Regions from separate parts of the Mus musculus genome. Here region 2 is linked to region 1. A link is a loop called in an ENCODE intact Hi-C map of the cell type or tissue named here. Cell type or tissue: left cerebral cortex. All regions are shown on one strand. Each heading gives the region's core, and the rest is flanking DNA. Links, peaks and the distances in the headings are about the cores only. Region 1 holds the start of Adra1b (adrenergic receptor, alpha 1b). Region 2 has its middle 69 kb from the start of Il12b.

Region 1 (8,329 bases), core at 151-8,150:
TCTAAAGGGGGCTAGAGAAATGCTTTGATCAATCAGTTGTGATCCACCCCTTCAGAGTCTCCTAGGGTTTGATTAAACATGTAGACTCTGGATTCATCCGATTTACTGAATCAGAGCTTCTGTAAGTTGGACCCAGGGGTTTGTGTTACTATGGAGTTTCTCAGGTGCTCATTGTATTCAGTACATTTCCCCTTCATCACACTTAACCATCTTGTCATCTATACATGCATCCTGAAGCCCAGAGAGGCACAGCAATGAGCCCAGGGTCACAAAGCTAATTTATGGCCAAGATCAAAGTAGAACTTGGTAACTTGTACCACCTGAGTCTCTTCTTTCCAAGTTGTTGGGAGCTTTCCTGTTCCCTTGAATCTCAGAGCCAAGGATTGTGCCTGCGATGATTTCTGAGTGGGGATTGAGCTATTTTTCTTCTTAAGCATGTTTTGGCCATAGCCTCTGTATGTTGGCGGGTAGATCCAGGATTCAGTTAACAGGTGCTGGATTGGCAAGAGTAAACCGAGGAAACTTACAGCTACCTCCAAACAAGTGGGGCTTGGCTTAGAGTACTCACACCTAATTTTGATTAGCTACTTGCCGGTCCACACTCTACACTGTCTTCTCCTTCCATCACCACAACTCCTTGGAGTGAATACTAATTAGTCCCTTTTGTAGATGAAGAAACCGAGGCTCACAAAGCAGCAGTGCTTACCCCAAGGTCGTATGGCTGATAAGAGACCAAATCACACCTCCACAGACCTATGATCTTTGTGATGGTCTGGAAGAGTGCAAGCTGTCACCCGTGGTTAACAGAACAAGACTGCCAAAGGTCCCAAGACCTTGAGAAGGCGAATCATTTTCCTCTGCAGTGGGATGCAATCACTGCTGGGGCAGAATTTTAAGCTCTTTCTACTTAACACCATTGGAAGGAATATTTCTGAATGGCAGTAGCCTGCCAGACTTCCTTAGGAAAGATCACACAGACAGTATGTTGGATAGATTTTTTTCCTTAAAAAAAAAAAAAAAAAAAGGAAACTCTTGGTAAACATTCACTTCCTTCCCATTCATCTTTTTCTCTCAGAAGCAGTGTGACTTTGGAGTCATAGCTGCTGGAGGGGTTTGGCCACCCCTGAGACCCTGCAGGTATGAGGTCTGTGGTATTTAGTAGTGTCCCCTCTTCTGATAGCATGCCTTGAGTACATCCTTCCATTCATTTCCCTCCAGTTCCCATCAGAGATAGGAAAAGATATCAAAGCAGATCAATGCACCAGAGAAGGGACAAGGATTTCCCAAGCCACGTGAACAGCATGTCACAGAACCTTCTTCTCTGTTTACCATTTAGCCAGACCTTGTCTCCCCCCCCCCCCCAGCAGGAATCAGGCAGCCTTTTGAACTTATCAGGACCACCAAGCTAAATAAGATGGGCACATTTTTGTAGGGGGTGGGAAGCTGGTAGCACTGAATTCCATCTTGCCTGGGTTTGGCGTCTTATCGCTGAAGGTGAGGGTCAGCTATAATTAAATTCTGAACATTTCATAAATTGCCAGAGTTGGGAGCATTTTGGGGGTGAAAACGGAAAATATTTCGCTTTGAAATCCCAAGCTTCAGAAACTTAAAGGCCCATGGAAGCTGTGTGGCTGTAGGATGCTCCTATTATCTGGTAAGAACGACAGTGCAGAAAGGGGAGAGCCAGCAGGGAGGGAGGAGAGGAAGACCGCAGCCTCTGCAAGGCTGAGAAACGTGGTCCCTGCAAATATTGAATGAACACTGCCTTTCTCTGTAGGAGCCGCCTCTCTGCTTCCCCAATGCCGCGTCTGCAGTAACTACAAACTATTTGGTATTCTGTGTTAGTGACGCTGCCTTCTCAGATACATCGTTACTACCGAAATAACACTGGCGAGATGTTGGAGCCCAGTGTCCTTTTTAATTATTAAACTGAGGCCAGTGACTGAGTCATTCCACATCCCAGATTCTCCTTCCGTGCTTCTATTTCAAGTGCCTAGTATCTTAGCTTTTTTTTCACCAACACCTGAGTTGGTTCTTAGCCAGTTCCCCAATCTGCAAAGCCCTTGCAGAACAAATAGTATTATCCAGTCTCCAAACACACACTGATGGCATAAAAATAACCAAACCCACACAAAAACTTTGGTGTGAGATCATCAGGAAAACCAATGTAGGTCTACCTCCCCTCTGCCAGCCCCCAACTTACCAAGTGGGAGAGCGATGAAGAAGGGGAGCCAACATAAGATGAACATTCCGACTACAATGCCCAAGGTTTTGGCTGCTTTCTTTTCCCTGGAGAACTTAAAAAGTTTGACAGCTATGGAACTCCTGGGGTTGTGGCCCTTGGCCTTGGTACTGCTGAGGGTGTCCTCATGAAAGTTCTTAGAGTGGATTCTCAGGGTCAGCTCTTTGGAGTTGGACATTTCCTTCATGACTCCCGCCTCCAGATTCTTGGTGGTCCTCTTGGCCACGATGTAGACTCGGCAGTACATGACCAGGATGACCGCCAGTGGGATGTAGAAGGAGCCCAGGGAGGAAAAGAGGGCGTAGAAGGGTTCTTCTGTGACCCCACATTCTTTGTCGTCATTGGGCGCAGGTTCTTTCCATCCAAGGAGAGGCCCGATGGAGATGACCGTGGACAAGACCCACACACTGAGGAGCGCCAAGATGGCCTTCCTGCGGGTGACCAGCGTGGGGTACTGCAGAGAGTATCGCACCCCAATGTAGCGGTCAATGGAGATGGCACATAGGCTCAGGATGGAGGCCGTGCAACACAGGACATCAACCGCTGCCCAGATGTCACAGAAGATGCGCCCCAGCACCCAGTAGCCGAGCACTTCCAGGGTAGCGGAGAAGGGCAGGACTGTGAAGCTCAACAGCAGGTCAGCAATGGCCAGGTTGACAATGAAGTAGTTGGTGGGCGTCCGCAGGTGCCGGTTGCAGGCCACCGACAGGATGACCAAGATGTTGCCCACGATGGCAAAGAGGATGAAGGCGCCCAGCACCAGGCCCACAGAGATGGCCCTGGTGACGTCCAGCTGGGGCAGTGTGGAGTTGCTCGAGGTCTGGTTGGGGCCAGTGAAGTTGGCATCTTTCAACTCTCCCCAGTGGGCAGGTGCTGATGTGTTGTGGCCGGTGTCCAGATCGGGATTCATTTTAAAGTCCGCCCTCCATAGCCAGGGAGGAGATTGGGCTCGGAAGGGCTGCGACCAAAGCTCCTCAGCTGCCCTGAAACTTTGCTCCCTCCGTGGTCTTCTTTCCAGAGGCGTCCTCCTGGCGAGAAGTCATCTCCCCCGGGCAGCCTAGCCCGGCAGCACGTCGCCTGCCTGCACCCAGCGGCTCGCTCGCCTGTCAGAGGGAGGAGGAGGAGAGAGGGGACGAGGCGGCAGCTCCAAGTTTAATGGTCCACGTCAGGCGCGCCTGGCCGGGCTGGCGCGGGAGCGCGGGGAGGAGCGGGCGCCGGGCCGGGGGTGCCCGGCTGTGCCCGGCCCGCGGCGGGTCTACGGACCGCGGTGCCTTCTCCGCCCAGCGATCGCGAGGAGGGTCTGCTTTCAATGAGCCGCCTCTGGGCTGACTGCACGGCGGTGACATCAGGCGGGGAAGCCCGGGCGCCCTGACTCTGTGCGGCACTAGGGGGCAATGCGGGTCCAGCCAAGGAGCGCAGCCCCGACGCCAGCGCCAGCCTAGTCGGCTTGGAGACCTGCCGCGCCCGGCACCGCTCCCTCTGCGGGGATGGGGCGGGGAGCAGAGCAGGGGATCCGGGTGTGGGCATCCCGGTTCATACACCCCAGGGGGCCCGCTGGGATTATTTTTTCCCCCTGTTCACGCTTCAGTTAAAAGGTAGGGTGGGGATGCTTACCTCTAATGGGGGCTCCTGGAGTCAAGCCATGGGTTCAGAGAGATGTGCAACTTCTACACAACTGGCTTCTACAAAAGGAAGAAAATCCCTGCGTTAGGCAGGTGACAGAGACTTGAGTCACATCTGAGACCAGGCGTATACTTTAGTTCCCCCTTGCAACCTCTTTGGCCTTGATAAAACCTAGAAACTTCTGTTGCTCATTCATTCGTTCAGTTATTCCCTGCACACATTCCTTCAGTGGATTGTTAATGTCCACCTCCAGGCAGTGGCTCCATTCTAGGCACTGTTCTCCAACAGTTAGAAGGGTACCCAGATTCCTGACCGGCAAGTGGAAGCTTATCAAACAAGCAAAATCTGAAGCGAGACATCTAATGACAGGAGTTTAGGAGAAGATTAATTGAGGACAGAGAAATGCAACCAGGGTATGGAAGAATATGAATTGGATTTTTTTTTTTAATGACAGAGTATGATGTAGCTCAGGTTGCCCTCCAGCTCACTGTATAACACAAGAATACCTTTGAACTCTTGATTTTCCTATGGCCACCTCCTGAGTGCTGGAATTACAAGCATGTACCGCCGTGGTTGGTTTATTTGATACTGGGGATGGAATTCAGGGCTTCGTGCATTCTAGGCAAGCACATACTCTACCAAGTGAGCAGCATCTCTAGGCTGAACTTGACATTTTAAGAAGGGGCTTGGGGTTGTCACTAAAGAGATAGTTGAGGGAGGGAGGGAAGGAGGGAGGAGGGAGGGAGGGAAGGAGGGAAGGAGGGAAGGAGGGAAGGAGGGAGGAAGGGAGGGAAGGGTGAGAGGGAGCTAGTTGTATCTCTGGGAGTAGAGAGTGAGGACTGATTGCCAAATCCTGGGGAAGGGACTTGGGGGGGGGGGTCTTGCCTGTTGGCTCTTTTCTTGTATTGCCTTGTATACATGTAGGCTATTAGGCTACAAACCCTATTTCCAGAGGTGGGTAATTACAAAAAGGAAGAAGAAAAAAGTCAAACCAGGGAAGAATTTTCTTGTTTGTTTGTTTGTTTGTTTGTTTTTAGAAAGAAGGTCTTCAAAAAAAAAAAAAAAAAAAAAAAAAAGAAAGAAGGTCTTCAGGTTGGTTTTGAACTCAAGATTCTCTGTCTCCCAATACTTAGATGCTAGACCATGTGCTACGTTCATGCTGCCTTTTCTCCCGACTTGATGAGAGAACTAGTCTCATTTTGATTTCTGTTTTGAGGATGGGACCCGTGTGATAAGGGAGTTGAGCCGTTTTTTTCAAGTACATATGCCTATTGAGGAGAGGAAGGGTGAGTTGGAGTTGAATGTCATTACTGGGTTTCCTTATTCTAGTGCTGAGTACTGAGCCATAGAAGAGTCACCGTTTCTATAGGAGCAAAATAGGGGATAGAGTAAATGTTATAACTTGGGCTTTTTTTTTAAATGGCTCATTTTGGGGCTCAAGTTAGTGCTACTGGGAAGGAACCCACATTTGCTGAGCTCCTACTGTTCATCAAACATTTACTTATTTCTCTCCCCTCCTCTCCTCTCCTCTCCTCTCCTCTCCTCTCCTCTCTCCTCTCCTCTCCTCTCTTCTCTTCTCTTCTCTTCTCTTCTCTTCCCTTTTCTTGCTGTGTAGCTCACACTGGTCTTGAGCTCACTATGCAGACCAATATTGTCCCAAACCCCAAAATCCGTTGGCCCCCACCTCCCCAGTGCTTGGATTACAAGCATAAGACACCACACCCAGCTTACTTATTTTCTTTTATTTTTCTTTAACAAGTCTTTGAGAGAGAGGCATCACTGCTCTCTGTGGACACACGAGAAAACAGTAGATCAGAGAGTTAGTCATATGCTAGTGACATGAGGCAGGGGACAGGGCAGTGGCTGCTGAATTGCAAGGAGACACCTGATACCCATTTCTTCCAGTCCACAAGCCATGGCCCAGGCTTCTAATTTCTGCTTTTGATAGTCGCTGTATTTTGATTAAGGGGCAAGGAAGCAGGGGCCATGCAAGGCGGTTCCTGTGCAAGTTCTTCAGCCTAAAGTTGGGCTTTTGAAGTCTTTTTGCTTGTACTTTTTGGAGAAGATTACGTTTTTTGTTTATTTGTTTCTTTTAATTTACTGTCTTTTTTTTTTTTTTTTTTTTTTTTTTTTTTTTTTTTGCGTGTGAGTATTACATTCATTGCCTGCTTTGCTGCCTGTGAAAGTTGACAGATGGGCATGGGGTCCTCTGGAGCTGAAGTTGGGATGGTTGTGAGCCACCATTTGGGTGGTGGGAATTGGACCCGAGTCCTCTGCAAGAGCAACAAATGCCCTTATCTGCTGAGACAACTCTCCAGCCTTTGATTGCTTGTTTGAGAGATGGTCTTACTTGTGGCCTAGGCTGGCCTAGAACTTATTATTAGCCCAGGCTGGCCCCAAAATCATGATAATCTTCCTCTTTTCCCAGCCTCTTAGTGTTGTTGTTACAAGCATGTATCACCCACTATACGTTTAAGGTCTTAATCTCCTATTAAAAATGCACAAGCTCTCCAGTTGCACAAAATATACAATTCTAAGGAGTTTCTCTGAGATAACAAACAAACAAACAAACAAACAATGATTCAGATAGCCTTGAAAACAGTCCCTGCCCTCATTTCAACTATCTTACCTAAGCTGCCTTTAGAGATTTAAACATAAGAGATGCCTATTTTTGAGGTTTGTGGTAGTGTGAACCTGTTGGAGCTCCTGGTACCTTAGCTCATTGATCATGGAGATGGTGCAGAGGCAAAGGGCACTGGGCAGCTGCCACAGGTGGTCAGGCCATTGACTCCTCTTCTCTGGCACACAGAATGGGGCTTCTTCTGATGTAGAAAAATGCCACCAACATGGCCAGTGCTGAGTTACACAGTGGAGTGTGGACCAGGTCAGTGCCTGCATGCAGCCATCTGCCAGAGACCGTAATGAGAAGGAGAGGCTGTCCTTCATCTCAGAGGCCTCTTGCACTATTGTGTATGGAGATAGAGGCTGGTCCAGATGACCCTTCGAGGTACCCTTGTGTGTTGACTGGATAGACTAGCCCCTCAATCCACTCTGCTGCTCTTTCTTTATTGCATCTTCCATGATGGGATGCGACAGCAGGAGAGCATCTCCATTTCCTACACAACTTGAGGGCTAGGAGGATGGAGCTTTCCTGGAGCTGTTTCCTCTCTGGGGTGATGTGTGGCAAGAGGAGAATACTGATGAGCTGGGATAAAACTGATGGTTTGTACAAATTCAGGGATGTGGGGACAGGAGGCAAGAGGCAGAAGGAAGAACAAGTTCTCAGTCCATGTTTTGAGTTTGGTGGCCCACTTCTTACTTCCTTGGGTATCAATTAATAGCCAACAGTACACCACAGAATCCGAGGCTGTGTCTACATAGTCATAGAGTCTGCAATATGAAAGCCTGGTGTATAGAGCCAAAATGGAAGAGATAAACACACACACACACACACACACACACACACACACACACACACACACACACACACTAGTGCATGCATGCATGGGTCATAAAGAGCAAATCTGAGGTTCAAGGTTGCCTTATTCTTTATTACCAAAGAGAGTGGTTTGAGAACTTGTGTCTCCGTTCAGGTGTCAGGATGTAGAAGGGCTTATTGAGGCCCTGAAGGAAGTCAAACATCCTTGCAGATTTCTGACATGCTGTCACTCGCCAGCATCCTTCACACAGGCAAAACAAACTAGGTCCCACCGCAAAGCAGACAGGTAGCAGCCTTAGTAGCAGCCAGGAGGCAGGGCCCCCGCTAATCAGGCCCTCCTCTGTCCCTAGCCTCGCTGGAGATGCCTGTTTGCCTTTCTGGCTGAGTTTTGACCCACAGAATTGTTTAGGTGTCATGAGGATACAGACGATATTTCATTTTCTCGGTACTCCCTGGGGCAAAGCCAAGCACAGAGCTCTGACTCACTCGAGGCTTGGAGAAGAAGAATCTTTTCATTACCCATCTTATTACATTAGAAACCTCTGATGTTGCAAACTTCCATATATGTGAGCCCTCTAGGAGAAGCTGCCACTAAATCTGAACAGAGGGGAAACTGAGGCTGGCAGTGATTTACTTAGGGCATTTATGGAAAGTTATTTCTCTCCTGGAATTAAGCTTGCTTTCTTTTCTTTTCTTTCTTTCTTTCTCTCTCTCTCTCTCTCTCTCTCTCTCTCTCTCTCTCTCTCTCTTTCTTTCTCTCTCTCTCTCTCTCTCTCTTTCTTTCTCTTTCTCTCTTTCTCTCTCTCTCTCCCCCCCTCTCTCTCTTAATTATTTATCTCTCTGGTTTACTCTGTCTAGCTCTCTCTAGTTACAATCCAACCAGATTTTGCCTACATCGGCTTCATGAGAGATACCACACTAAGTGCTGTGGGTTATCAAAGGTCAAATCAAATAATAATAATAAAAGCAACTGATAACTTAGCACTCACCATCCACTGAGCATAAGGAATGAAGGAAAAAATACC
Region 2 (8,329 bases), core at 256-8,255, 490 kb after region 1:
AGAGTCATGAGTAAACACGTAGGTTCTTGTGACAGATTGAGCACACTAATAACGCACACCTCAGCTCCATCCCATGGATGTGAGCTCTAGTATACAAACTTCCTTCTTCTGAGAACCAGGTTTGCCTCAACTCTTCCCTAAGGGTTTAATATTCCCCCCAAACTCTTCATCCAGGCAGCTATTTTCTCCAGGAAGCCATCCTTGACCTTTGTCTTTTAGCATCCACGAGAATGTCTTCCATAGACTCACATAGTTGAGAATTTTGTTCCCAGATGGTGGCACGATTGGGGAAGGTCTAGATGGTGTACATCCCTGCTGAAGGAAGTATGTCACTGCAGATGAGTTTTGAGATTTAAAGCCTCACAGGACTTCAGTTTGCTCTCAGCTATGCGCTTATGTTTGAAGACATGAACTCTCAGCTTCCAGCTTCTGCTGTCCATGCCTGTCTTCTGCCTTGCCTCCCCACTATAACAGACTCTTTTCTCTCTAACTGTAGGCCAAAATGTGTAAATTCTTCTATAAGCTGCCTCAGACACAGCGTTTTATCATTGCAGCAGAAAAAATAGCTCCATCTCCAGCCATTTCCTCTCATAGCCTCATATTTCAACTACCTGTTGATTCAGGAGTGTCTGACAGTAGAGAATAGCAACCATGTCTGGCCCATCTAAACATGTGCCTTAAACATTGTCCCCTAGCTATAAGGTTTTCAATAAAACCCTCTATATGATGGAAGGATAATGGGTAAGCAAAAATCCTTAAACTTTCCAAAATGGGGGCTTTGGTGGGGCTGATGGTTGCTTTGGGGCTTTGTTTGGTTTTGGTTTTGTTCTGTTTTGCTTTGGTTTTTTTTTGTTTGTTTGTTTGTTTTGTTTTTTTGTTTTTTTGTTTTTTTTTGTTGTTGTTGTTTTTTTTTTGAGACAGGGTCTTCTGTATCTCAAGCTGATCTGGTTTCTCCCATTCCATTGGTAACCAGTCTCAACCCAGCTCAGTTTCCAAGACCAGATTGAATCCTGTATGTTAAAGATAGTATGTCCACACACTGTCTTGTGAAGATCTGCAACTCTCTACTTGGCCAAGGATGGTTTTGAACTTCTTCTGCCTCCAACATGCTGAGATCACAGGCAGGTGCCACCACGCTGATTTTATGAAGCACTGGGGATGGAACCCAAGGCTTCATAAGTTCTAGGCAAGTGCTCTACCAATTGGGCTACATTCCCCAACCCATTTAGTACTGCTTAAAGTCACCAAGTATCTTACAGGAATACAAAAAGTCAGTCTTGTTTAGTGGAATCTCAGTTTCCAAAGCAAAAGCATTCTCTGATTAAAAAAACTGCATTCAATCAACCACGATGTGGTCTTTGAAGCAAGGGATAGCTATGAGACATAAGTGAACTACTAATACAGATTTAGTTCAAGCACAGGACCACATATGACATATATCCCATGGTGAGGAATAGCCACACTGGGAAACTGAGTCCTAGAAGTCCTGGTATTCCTACGAGAGTCAAGACAATGCCTGTGCATCTCCACAAGAGATGGTGCGTGAGCCTTGCTTTCTGCAGGCAGACTCAGTGCTAGAACATATAATCAATATGATCATGCCTCTTGAATGTATGTGCCCACCTTCACTTCAGAAGGATGGACAGAGGTTCCTCGTGTGGAGCTTTGAAGAACCTCACTCTCGACACTCTGGCTCTGACCTTCCCCTGTGAGGTACTGATCTGGATAATATTTCTCCTGTATGAAGCAAACCTGATTCTGTGAATGAAGACCCATCTACTTCTAAGAAAAGCCACCTGATGTTAGTACCACCCAGACCTAGAAAGATGGCCCGTGTGCAGACAGATCCCTTCTGCCAGCCCTTCTGCCTGTTGCCTGGTTGCTTTCCTCATTATCTAGGAATTGTGTTAGACCTGTTTGTTCATTGGCCAGTTCCTTTCCACAATAGAATGAAGGGCCCAATGAAGGCAAAGGTTCTATTCATTTCATCTTATGCTGTCTCTGGTGTTCTCCACCAGAATAGATGCTCAATGTGCAAATGCTGACTAAGTAGATCATTGATTGATTGATTGATTGATTGATTGATTGATGTGCAGGTTCTCTTCTCTCCTCCACAGAGAAAAACAGGCCAGTCAATATTCTTATTATTAACTTGGTGATTACATTTTAAACCCATAAACAGGGGATGTTCTCGGATGCCTCTTATTCCTTACCTTCATCTACAAATGACTTCTATTCTACACTAGACCCAACCTCAGCACCTGGTCTGAGGTTAATGGATATCACTCCAGACTCTACAAGTATCTCTTCAAGGCCATGACAACTTTACTTCAGTAGAGCTAGCCATGACTCCATTTGGTTCAAAAACTATAGAAGGATGCTCTTGGGGATCAAGAGCCAAATACCTAGAGCTTAGCTGTGGTGGAGCTTGGAACATTCACTATCCATCAGCAACTGCTGTGGTGGGGCAGGTAGGGAGAAGTAGAATCCTAGAGACTCATATGGCAGAAGAGTGCCAAGCAGCAGGCAGACTGGGGTAGGTTCTCCTGGCTGGCTCTATCAGGCACCAGCCCATGAAAGCCTTTCAGGCTTCTGAAACCTTGTCTATGACCAGGTGCCTTAAGGGGCTGGGGAGAAAGGCAGGATGACAATTACAGAATCGGGGAAGAAAGAAGAACCAATCACGAAGCAGAGCAGGCTGGGACGGGATCCTCTCTGGTCCCTTACTTGCTGGATTCTAAACTCATCTCACACTTTGTTATAGTTTGGTGAGAGAGATTATGAAATATTTTTTTAAAAAAAGGGGTGAGTAATGTGATCCCTAGGAGGAGGAGAAATAAATCTGGGTGTGGTGCACAGACACAGTCTTTTGTCAACATCTTAAACCTTGGGAATTATTCCAGCTGTCTGTGGATTAGATTGTGGGTAGATCGAGCCCACACTCACAAGACTGAAACAAGATGACTGCAGCACATCTAAGGCCAGCCTTGGCTAGCGTGGGCTAGAGTGTAGCACTGCTTCAAAAGAGAAGAGAAGAAGGGAGAAGGGAGAAAGAAAAAAGAAAGGAGAGGAAAGGAAAGGGAACTCGTTCTGCTACCACAGTCCCACATCCCCGACATCGGAGCCCTGGCTGTGGCTGGGTGGCTGGCTGGCCTAGATCCTCCCAGGGGTTAGCAGTATTTTTCTTTATTGGTGATGGACATGAGACTCTGAGATGACTGCCACCCTGCAGAAGCTCTGGGGTTCTGTAGATGGCATTTCCTATCCTAACCCTGCCTCTAAGCCACTGCCCTTAGCCAAGGCTGCTGCCTTGCCATGTTTCAGTTTCCCCTTCCTCCAAGTGCAGTTCATGACAGGTAACTCCTCTGTCTTTTGATGTCCCTGAAACAGAGGCCACATCTCTCCCCTTGCCTTTGCTGCAGGCGTTTTCTTCCAGGCCTTCCCCTTCCTCATCTCTCCCTCCTGAACCCTTAGCAGACCCCAGAGATCTCCCCACATGACACCACGGTTCCAGATGTTCCCCAGTCTCTGTCACACATGGCTTCCTCCTCCTCGTAGTCTTCTGAAGGGATACAAAGCTATCCCACAAATGCCACCTTAAGAGCAAGTTATCATTTTGTCGCATGTTTGATTACTGGCCCCTTCTCCACAGCAAACATCAGAGTCACAGCTGGCTTTGGCTTCAGGTTTGTCGCTCCAGAGCTGTGTGTCCTAGGCATAGTTGTTGACATTCTCTGCCCCTCACTGTCCCCACGTGAAAAAGTGACATCATAAAACATCTCATAGGGTTCGTGGTAAGAAAGTGCACACAAGCCCTCCAGCACCGTGCCCAGCTCACTCTGTGTGTGCAGTAGTTATGCTAATTGGCACCGCCATTAGCTCTAATAGTTTTGTGTCTCCAGAGGCTGATACTTGAAGCTCATTCCTCTCCAGTTCAATGAGCTTCTAAAATACAATTCTTGGGGTTGGCGATGGCCCTAAGGAGATGCAACCCTCACAGGCTTTGCACAGCTCCTCTCCAGCATCTCTGGACAGAAGAGAGACAAAGGGAAGGATGAAGGATTCGATGGTGTTTCAAGGAGGGTCCATCCAGTCTTGACCATGAGCTGGGCTAACGCATGGAAAATGGCCAATATACACTGAAGGTTTTTCGAATGGTACCTAAGACCCTCAGGCATATCCTCCCTAGGATGCTCCTGACAAATGTGCAATGTCATCCCTCGCTTCTATTTCCTAGTCAGCACCTAATCAGGTGAATCACCCAGGGCTGCATAGCCAGAGCAAACAGTCCAGGTTCAAACCCCTGGCCAGCCTCACCCGAAGAGGTAGAGTGGGAGAAAGGGGGCACTTGCTCAGTCGCTAAAAGAACACACCCCCATGATGGGGCAGGAAAAGCAAGCCATGAAAATGTCCTGTTTTATTTATGGAAAATTAATTCAGCATGCAACTTCATTATATTGCCATTTCTCGAAACATTAACTCCCATCGATGCTGTGAATGTCTGGGAAGCTACAAAATGTCCTTTTTTTTTTTGAAAACCTCCTACTATCTGTAAACATCCAAATTTCAGACCAACCTAGATTTCCTTTTCTCTTCCCTTGACCAGTGGACTTTACATCTAGAAGGGTCCATGGGTCAGTGTGTCTTGAGGATGTTTCCCAGCAGCCTGTGAGCAGGAGGGGCAGAGAACACTTTAATCATTCGGTGAATTAACACCCCCTTTCCTCCCCCCCCCACCCCGCCCCTCGCTTTGGCTTTAAATGCCCAGCTACAGAATTATCGTCTCCAATCCTAGAAATGGTGGAGCAGTGTCTTTCTTTCTCTTGTCGGACATCGCCCTCTAGTGGTCAAGCCTATAAATGAGAAATAGAGAACCGAATGAACCTGAACCTATAGGGACCACTTCCCTCCCTCACTGCAGCTTTCTGTCTGCTCTCTCTTTTCTCTTTTTTCTTTTTTCTTTTTTCTTTTTTCTCTTTTCTTTTTTCTTTTTCCTCTTTTCTTTTTTTTAAATCACTGCTTAACAGCCTATTGTATGCCACGCAACAAGGAGTCCAGATGCATCAAGGATTCCCTGATGGTTAGTGACTGGCTTGCTGATGCCTACCCTGACAGTCTGAGGGGAATGGTCCAGATCTCAAGTCCCAGCTCTGTCCCTTAGAGCCTCAAGATCAAGCGTGTCAGTTCTACTTGCTAGACTTCTTTTTCTTACCCAGATTTCCCATTTCCAAAAGATATACTTTTACAAGTCTTCATTCTGTTTTCACGGCCAGCCCTGCGGGGCTTGGCTTTGACTCCTGGTTCTGACAGTGACCTACCTTATCACCTTGGGCAAACTGCTTAGCTGTTCTTAATATCTTTCTTCCCGACTGTGAAATGAGCACAATTCCTGACTTGCACACAATCATTCAAGTTCACGGCTGTGATGTAAGTGATATTCACCCTTGGGGGGTGGGGGGGCGGGGGGGGGGGGAGCTCACAAACATAGCCCACTGGCCCTTTCCCTTACTGAGTCAGGACTCTGAGGCACTTAACAAGCTGCCTAGGGGATTCCATCACATGGTAACCCCCAAGAACAAGTTCACTGGGCTGGACTGTGACTCTATAAACGTGGCTGTACTGAAAGGTGTGGTTGTGAAGGAGACTCCGAAGTTCAAGGTTATTCTTCACTGCTGAGTGAAACCTGCCTCAAAATACAAAGGAAGACAAAAGAAAGAAAAGGAGGATATGGTTAGAGAAGAATGGAGGAAGAAAAGAAGGAGGAGAAGGAAGTAGGGAAGAAGTGGGGAGAGGAAAAGGAGGTGAGAATGAAAGAGGAGAGGGGGAAAAAAGAAAGGAGGAGGGGAGGAGAACGGTGGAAAAAGAGGAGGAAGTGAAGGGGGATGAAGGAGAGGAAGAGGAGAAGGATGTTGGGAGCAAAGGAAAACATCAGGAAAAAGAGAAGAAAGAGGAAGAAGGGAAAAGGAGGAGATGGGGAAGAATGGGAGGAGAGTGTGGCTCAGTGGTAGAGCACTTCCCTAGCAAGCTCAAGACCCCAAATTTAATCCCCACAGAAGAGTGATTCCCCCCCCCCCCAATGTCCCTACTAGATTCCAATGCAGCTGACGTAAGGCAGAACCCAGTGCTGGGATTTTCAGGAATCCCTAGGTGATTCCAATACACAGCCAGGCTTGACAGACACACCAGTGATTGACATATGCTAAGAGCTTGACCAGTGTTCCAAGTCTCTCCAGGACAGCCATGTGGTGAGTGAAACGCATGTCGCATGTCGTTCTTCTTTATTGTTCTTATTTCACAGCAGCACCTCTCTGGGTGCCAGGTGACACAGACAGCAGTTACCACACTTAAACAAAAACACAGCGATTGCTGAGTTCAGAGGCAGCAATAATACCTCAGGCCAATTAGCATATTGCACTGCTGCCCCTCCCATTATGTAGAGAATTCCAAGCCTAGGGGCTGCAGACCCCACAGGGATTAGGACTCAGAGACTAACAACCGTGTCTTTCTCTTTTTCATACGAATCTAAAACACCTTCCATAATCTGTCTTGGAAAAGAAGTAGTGCCATAGAAACTTCTAGAAAAGTAATTGTCTGGTGAGACTACTTTAAGAATGCTGAGACATATTTGAGGCAGTGGGAACTTCCCTGACTCCCCGTGTCCCTCTGTCTATTTAATGTCTTGTAGTAAGACTGTGTGATTCTCCAGTCAGCCTCAGTTTGGAGCCAGCAGTCCCTGCTCCAACCAGTCCCCTCCTCTTGCTGGACCCCTCTTTGCCATGGTCTCAGCTGGCCAGCTGTTTCCAGCTGTGCAAGCAATGACAATACCTAACAAGGTTTTGAGCAGTGCACCTGCTGTAGGCTAGGACTGCACCTATTGTTACACAGGCAAGGATTGTGGAGGATGAAGGAAGAAGTCCTTTTCATATCCTGCAGCTACCCAACCCCCAGCTTCTCCTTAGCCCCTAGGAATGAGACCAGGAAAACCCATGGGAATCTTGTCAAACCACTCTGGGCTTTGAGGAGGGAGGAGGGAGGGCTCTGAACAGCCCACAGGAAACCAATAGCAACTCCCTTTTACCCTGAACTCTCTATGCCCACACACTTACCACAGCCACCTTTTCCTGATGTATGTTTTATCCCGGTAGTCTTCTGGAGTATAGAGGAGGGGTTAGGTATTTTTCAGAGACCCTTTTCCACTAGATGAAGTGATCTTCACCACCCACAGGTGTTGAAGAACATGCGAACCACCAAAATGGAGCATCCGAGGAGCCCACAGATAGACAGCCCAAATGTAGCCATACCATGTGCTTTGCTTGACCAGAAAATATTTTTGCTGTTATTGTTTGGCTGGCTGGTTTAAGGGTTTTTGTAAATAAAAGGATTCTGGACTGCAAGCCAGCTTCCACGATAAAGCTGGATTTCAGGGATAGGAGAGACATCTCCACATAGCAACAGCTGTGATCGTTGCTGCTCTGAACCTAATGCCCACTGAGCTACTCGATTCTTATACTCCTGCCCTGGAGGCTGTAAGTACACACACAGTCTTCCTCATCCATCCCCAGGATCAATCTGCTCCATCTCCAGGGCCAGGGGCTTCAATCCTAGTGCCTGAGCCAGGCTGGGCAGTGAATTGCCCAATGGAAAAAGCCCAACAATTGATGCTCCCAGGGCTGCTAAGCAGATTGAAGCCTCCAAGAGCAGTCTATGAAGCTACAACCCTGACCAGCCAAGGTCACCTGGAGGACAACAGCATCATTGATTTGTGACAGCATCAGAATCCATGGATAATTTTTTCCTTCCCATTTTCCTTATGTTTCCCCTTAATTTTCCCCATTTCCTTTCCTTTCTTTTGTTTATCACAAGGCTTTTTAAAAAATTCTGGCCACACAGAAATTTACCTAGGTAGCCTTCCCAAGCTCCAAAACCAATAACCTCCATACTGTCCGATCTCATACGTGGGAACCTGCGTCTTTTATGATTGCCTGTCTATCTCCCCCTTCCCACTTCCTTAAATATTTCTCAGCCTCATTGCTTTGCATTTTGCTCTGTGGCCTCAATCCTTCAGCCATGCAAGCTTGCTCCAGCATCTCTGGCACTCAGCCTGTCCTTGTTATTATTAATAAGACTGAAAATGATGGCTCATAAATATGATCTTGACTTCAAAGGGCTCTTATGCCACCAACCCAGGGACTCAGAAGAATCATCCATGTGGGGTACACAATGGCACCAGAGGTTAGAGATTTGTCCACAATCAGCAACAAATCTGTGATGGAGCCAAGAGGAGAACCTGTTCTGAGTACCATTATTTATAACCTATCTGAAAATTATT

The links. Peaks named below come from ENCODE experiments on the same cell type or tissue, not always from the same donor. Only the 100,000 strongest peaks of a DNase experiment are listed, where the experiment ranks them.
Region 2: it touches region 1 in a loop (7-fold over the local background); 16 of 42 quality-filtered maps call a loop at or near these places.

The regions. Positions count from the first base shown.
Region 1 is chr11:43,832,937-43,841,265 of GRCm38, forward strand. It overlaps Adra1b (adrenergic receptor, alpha 1b), which reads right to left and starts at 3,553. Exons shown (of 2, transcript NM_007416.4): 1 at 2,204-3,553. The coding sequence starts at 3,152. In left cerebral cortex, for the core only: a CTCF peak has its summit at 3,621 (motif pointing right); DNase peaks (open chromatin) are centred at 748, 1,826, 2,380, 2,704 and 3 more places; H3K4me3 peaks cover 3,789 bases; H3K27ac peaks cover 1,313 bases.
Region 2 is chr11:44,326,802-44,335,130 of GRCm38, forward strand. No RefSeq gene overlaps it. Among named protein-coding and RNA genes, the nearest start is that of Il12b, 69 kb to the right of the region's middle. In left cerebral cortex, for the core only: a CTCF peak has its summit at 4,865 (motif pointing left); DNase peaks (open chromatin) are centred at 4,052, 4,397 and 4,839.